Regions from separate parts of the Homo sapiens genome. Here region 1 is linked to region 2. Evidence: chromatin contacts called from ENCODE POLR2A ChIA-PET data. All regions are on one chromosome and are shown on one strand. The core of a region is the stretch at or near the end of the contact, and the rest is flanking DNA. Distances in the headings are between cores, read along the strand shown.

What was found. ChIA-PET counts read pairs that join two places held with the same protein, here RNA polymerase II (POLR2A).
Region 1: POLR2A ChIA-PET joins it to region 2 with 10 read pairs in activated CD4-positive, alpha-beta T cell. The contact joins two enhancer-like sites. POLR2A ChIA-PET finds 5 or more read pairs at or near these places in 2 of 52 experiments (H1 and activated CD4-positive, alpha-beta T cell).

Annotation. Positions count from the first base shown.
Region 1 is chr19:46,446,630-46,449,329 of GRCh38, forward strand. No RefSeq gene overlaps it. Among named protein-coding and RNA genes, the nearest start is that of PNMA8C, 19 kb to the left of the region's middle. Within about 2 kb of position 1,309, at least 5 of the 41 ENCODE cell types and tissues checked have a DNase peak (open chromatin) inside an H3K27ac peak, as active enhancers do.
Region 2 is chr19:46,371,565-46,374,264 of GRCh38, forward strand. The region is part of intron 2 of PPP5C (protein phosphatase 5 catalytic subunit); the gene reads left to right. Among named protein-coding and RNA genes, the nearest start is that of PPP5C, 26 kb to the left of the region's middle. Within about 2 kb of position 1,412, at least 17 of the 41 ENCODE cell types and tissues checked have a DNase peak (open chromatin) inside an H3K27ac peak, as active enhancers do.

The DNA of each region.
Region 1 (2,700 bases), core at 59-2,558, 75 kb after region 2:
TAAAGAGAGAGAGAAAAATTCCTTTTTTTTTTTTCCTTTTCGAGACAGGGTCTCACTCTGTCACCCAGGCTGGAGTGCAGTGGTGCAATCATGGCTCACTGCAGCCTCCCAGGCTCCAGCGATCCTCCTGCCTCAGCCTCCCAAGTAGCTGGAATTACAGGCACCCGCCACCACGCCCGGTTAATTTTTGTATTTTTAGTAGAGACAGGTTTTCACCATATTAGCCAGGCTGGATCTCGAACTCCTGGCCTCAAGTGATCCACCCGCCTCGGCCTCCCAAAGTGCTGGGATTACAGGCGTCAGCCACCGTGCCTGGCCACAGGACTGGCTTTCAATATGAAGCACAGAAACGTCCTCCAAGGGGCAGGAGAGAAGGACAAGGGCACACACGTCCAGCAAATGCAGATTTCCTGGTAAGAAGCTGAAGAAACAAATTTTATTATTTAACAAAAATGTAGATGATGCTTACTATATGCCTGACCCTGTTCCAAGCACTTTGCAAATACTTCATTTGCATGAAAAGCCTTTGAGGTAGCTACTGTTATATTCTGTCATCCTCATCTTACAAATGAGGAAGCAGGCACAGAGGGCAATCACCTTCCCCAAAGTCACACAGCTGGTAAGAAGCAGGGCTGCTTAAAGGTGGGCAATCGGGCAGCAGAATTCACACTCTTAAACAGTACTCCATAATACTTCTCTGTGCTTGACCTCCTGGGGCTCAAGCAATCCTCCTGGGCTCAAGCGATCCTCCTGCCCCAGCCTCCCAAGCAGCTGGGATCACAGGCTTGCACTACCATGCCTGGCTAATTTTTTTGTATTTTTAGTAGAGATGGGCTTTCACCATGTTGTCCAGGCTGGTCTCAAACTCCTGGCCTCCAGAGATCCTCCAGCCTCAGCCTCCCGAAGTGCTGGGATTACAGGCGTAAGCCACAGTACCCAGTCCTCTGTGCTCTGTTCTTGATAAATGACATTTTATTGTACAGATGTGTTTTATTTTTAGATGGAAGATCAGTGGGTGAAGATTCAGGCTGGTTCAGGGCACTGGGAGTCTTGAGGAGAGAGGAGACTCAGAAGCTGCCGTCTTGGAGAAAAAAACTTACTAGAAAAACAGGAGGACTCCATGTTTGAGGTTTGTGGTGCTGGGTTTTCAGTGAAATCCCAGAGGCTGGCTGAGATTTTTCCTGCTTCGTGGGAGGAAATGGCTTTCGCATGGGAGGGGGAAAGATAAGTATGGCCCAGTTCACAGTCTGTCTGCAAATCCCCAGGCACTCTGGTTCCCCGGTTCTCTCGGGGTCCTGGAATCTGGTGCTGGGTGGCCTGTCTGCCCTTCCAACTGGCCACCTGGTCCCTGTGAGCTGAACTCCAGGAACCCAGCATGGCCAGGCCAGGCTGCAGGGGAGGGAAGGGCCTGGAAGCCTGTTCCCAGGCCATGGCCAAAGGAAACGAGTTACCTTCCAGGAACTGGAGCCCAGAGGCAGGGGTGAGGAGCTGGGGAGCTGGGGGCCTGGAGGGAAAGCAGTGCCCAGAACTTGCAGGGCCTCTGAAGCTGGGCTGGAGTTTGGCTCTGGGCACGAGAGCCAACAGGGCCTGTCATGGGCACAGTCTCCACCCCATGATTTGAGGGCTGAATAATGGTCCTCAAATACAACCACCTCCTAAGTCCTGGAACCTGTAAATAGGTGACTTCATGTAGCAAAAGGGACTTGGAAGATGATCCTGAATTATCTGGGTGGGACCAATGTCATTACAAAGGTCTTTATAAAGAAGGCCAAGCTCAGTGGCTCACACCTATAATGCCAACATTTTGGGAGGCCAAGGCAGGAGGATGGCTTGAGCTCAGGAGTTCAAGACCAGCCTGGGCAACATAGTGAAACCCCATCTCTACTAAAAATACAAAAATTAGCCAGGTGTGGTGGCAAGTGCCTACAGTACCAGCTACTCAGGAGGCTGAGGCAGGAGAATCGCCTGAACCCGGGAGGCGGAGATTGCAGTATGCCAAGATTGCCCTGGGCGACAGAGCAAGACTCTGTCTAAATAAATAAATAAATAAATAAATAAATAAATAAAATTTAAAAAGAAAAGAGGGAGACGAGAGGGTCAGAATCGGAAAAGGGAACGTGCCAATGGAAGCAGGGTTTGGAGTCATGCAAGAAACGGCCCCAAGCCAAGGAATGCAGGTGGCCCCTGTACTCTGGGAAAGGTGAGGACACGTACTCTTCCCTGGAGCCTCCAAAGGAACACGGCCCTGCTCATCCATTCAGACTTGTAACCTTCCGAACTGGCAGCCAATAAATTTTGTGTTGCCTTAAGTTAATCCATTTATGGTAATTTGTTACAGTGACAGAAGCTTGAGACAGCAAGTTTCTTTTTTTCTTTTTTTTTTTTTTTTGAGACAGAGTCTTGCTCTGTCACCAGGCTGGAGTGCAGTGGGGTGATGTCGGCTCACTGGAACCTCTGCCTCCTGGGTTCAAGCGATTCTCCTGCCTCAGCCTCCCAAGTAGCTGGGACTACAGGCACCCACCACCATGCCCGGCTAATTTTTTATATTTTAGTAGAGATGGGGTTTCACCATGTTGGTCAGGCTGGTCTCAAACTCCTGATCTCAGGTGATCCGCCCACCTCAGCCTCTCAAAGTGCTGGGATTACAGGCACGAGCCACCAAGCCCGGCCCGAGACAGCAAGTTTCTTTATCTCCTGGGG
Region 2 (2,700 bases), core at 162-2,661:
GAGTCAGGCCATAAGCAGGGCAGGCGCAGCGGGTCCGAGTTTCTCGGCACAGCACTCACCCTTAGCTCAGGCAGTGCACCTTGGTGGTCTCTCTGACTTATTATACAGAGAATGCTGGGTATGACTTGCCAAACTCATTCACCAGAAACTAACCCACTAGGGTAAAAACCCTTATGTCAGGCTTCAGGCTGTCACTAGCAGCGGCATTTCCTGCCCTGGAAACCTGACTTCCCCCAGCTGCCTGCATGCCTCAGGCAGGCACGGCTCCCTTCTGGGCTGCTGCTCATTGTCTGCATGTTGGAGATATTCAGAATGCCCTGTTACACCTTGTACTGTGGGTCCACTCCATGTGGGATCTTGATGCTGCTCTATAATCCCTCACCCTTAGTTTTAAAACCCAAGCAGTTCTGAAGAACAGTTGTTCTGGTAAGTTTGGGCAGCTCGTTCAGTGGCAAAACCTGACCTGAACTACTAAGAAGCTGCTGATGGTCTTGATTACTCTCCAGTGGCATGTCTGGAGGTTTTGCTGCAGAAATGGCCGTGTATGTGCTTGTGATTACTAGGTACTGCCTTGGACCTGCTGGGGGTGTCCTATGATAGAGCATGTACACAAAATCATGTGGGTTTTTTTGTATTGTTTTGTTTTGGTTTTTTTTTGAGACAGAATCTCACTGTGTTACCCAGGCTGGAGTGTGATGGCACAATCATGACTCACTGCAGCCTTACCTGGGCTCAAGCAATCCTCCCACCTCAGCCCCCCAAAGTAGCTGGGACTACAGGCATGCACCACCATACCTGGCTAGCTTTTTGTTGTTGTTGTTATTTTTTTCTAGAGATAGGGACTCACTATGTTGTCCAGGCTGGTCTTGAACTCCTGAGCTCAAGTGATCCTCCCACCTCAGCCTCCCACAGTGGTGGGATTATAGGTGTGAGCCACCACACCCGGCCATCTACCAAATCACCTTACTAAAATCCAAAAAATTCCCAATCCCCAAATACACGCAGCCCCCAGGGCTTCTTCGGGGATTGTGAACCTGTGTTACCATTTCACCAGCTCCAGACATCATTACCCATGAGTACTCGCTGACGAAGATAATGCTTTTAGAAACAACTTGTTTACTTAGCACTGTGGATTCACCTGCAGTTGTAAGAAGTAATGCAGAAATCCCAGTTTTCCCTAAAGGTATATCTGGCATAACTACATAAATATCACAGTCAGAATACTGACCTTGATACAATCCAACTGCCACTTTAAAAAAAAAGTTCAGTGTGAAGTTCTGACCCGGTGGGCCTTCAGGAGCTGAGTCCCTTCTGGTCTGGACTGAATGACCTTCCTCAGGAGCAGGAGCCCAGCAGGGCATCTTCACTGTCCCAGCTAGACCTTGCGTGTCGCAGCAGCTACAGTAGCAGCAGGCCTTGGGATGAGCACTTGCCTGCTGCTGCCTGGCATTAAGTTCTCACGACAATCCTCCAGGGGGTGCTGGCACCACCCCTACTTTCTAGAAACTGAGGGAGGCTTGAGATGTGAGGCCGCCTGTCCTGGCAGGCCTGGATTCAGACCCAGGAGGCCTAGTCCCAGAGCCCAGGCTCATAACCACTGCCCCACGCTGCCTCCCTGGAGGGCATGCAGTGTGCCCCAGGGACGAGAGGCCCAGGCAGGGAGGGGAGGTGGTGGAAGGGGAGCCCATCCCAGCGTGCATAGCGGAAATCAGGAGCCTGGGCTTTGGCGCAGTTTCGCCTGGGAGAGAAGGGAATCCTGGCTTCCTGGGTGGGTGACTTCACCTCCCCGGGCCTTGGTTTTCTTGTCTGTCAGATGAGGATTGTGAAAACACTGCCATGTAGAGGTGCATGGAGGATAAATGAGCAAGTGAATTGCTTACACAATATTAGGCACATAGTAAGTGCTCTAGAAGTGAGCTGTGTATTATTATTGTTGCCGCTGCCACTGTTGGTATTCCCACTCCCTTTCTCCTCCCTGCGCTGTCATTGTTTGCCTTCATCTGCCTTCCCAGCCCGCCCACCCCTGGAGAACAGGAGACTGGCGGGGAGGAAATGCTCAGTCACTCATTCATTTCTTTGGAGAAAGGGGGGAAGGGAAATTCATTGACTGCTGCACGCACAGCTATGGCTGAGCCTCAGCCCTGCCCTCACAGGGCCACCTTCCAGCGGGGTGGACAGACCGGTTCCGAACCAGCAGGGCTCACGGCTGGAACAAGGGAGCCCAGGGGCCTTTGGGAGCCCAGAGGGGGTGCCTGACCCAGCCTCTGGGGCTTCCTAGAGGAGGGATCAGTGGGGCTGAGACCTGGAGGAGGAGCTGGAGGTGCAAATGAGGTGCTCTGGGCAGAGGCAGCCTGCATAAAGGCCTGGAGCCAGCATGCCGGGGACATGAGTGGTCTGGCTGGGAGGTATAGAGGGGTGGGAGGAGCCGCATGGGCCAGGCCACATGCTGGTTTGGATGCCAGCCGGGTGTGGGCACATAACCACTCCTCATTGGGAAGGATGCCAGGGGCTGCCTGGCACTGTCTTCCTCCCCTGCCTTACACCCACCCACAGCCCAGGTGGAGCTGCCTGGCAGGGTGCCCTAGGCCTGCCCAGACAGGGAGGAGGCCGTGGCCTGCTGGGCCTGGGCTCTTCTCACCCCGCTTGGCGCACACACCTGTTTCCAGCATGGATGAGCCTCACCCCCTGCTTCTGTCACAC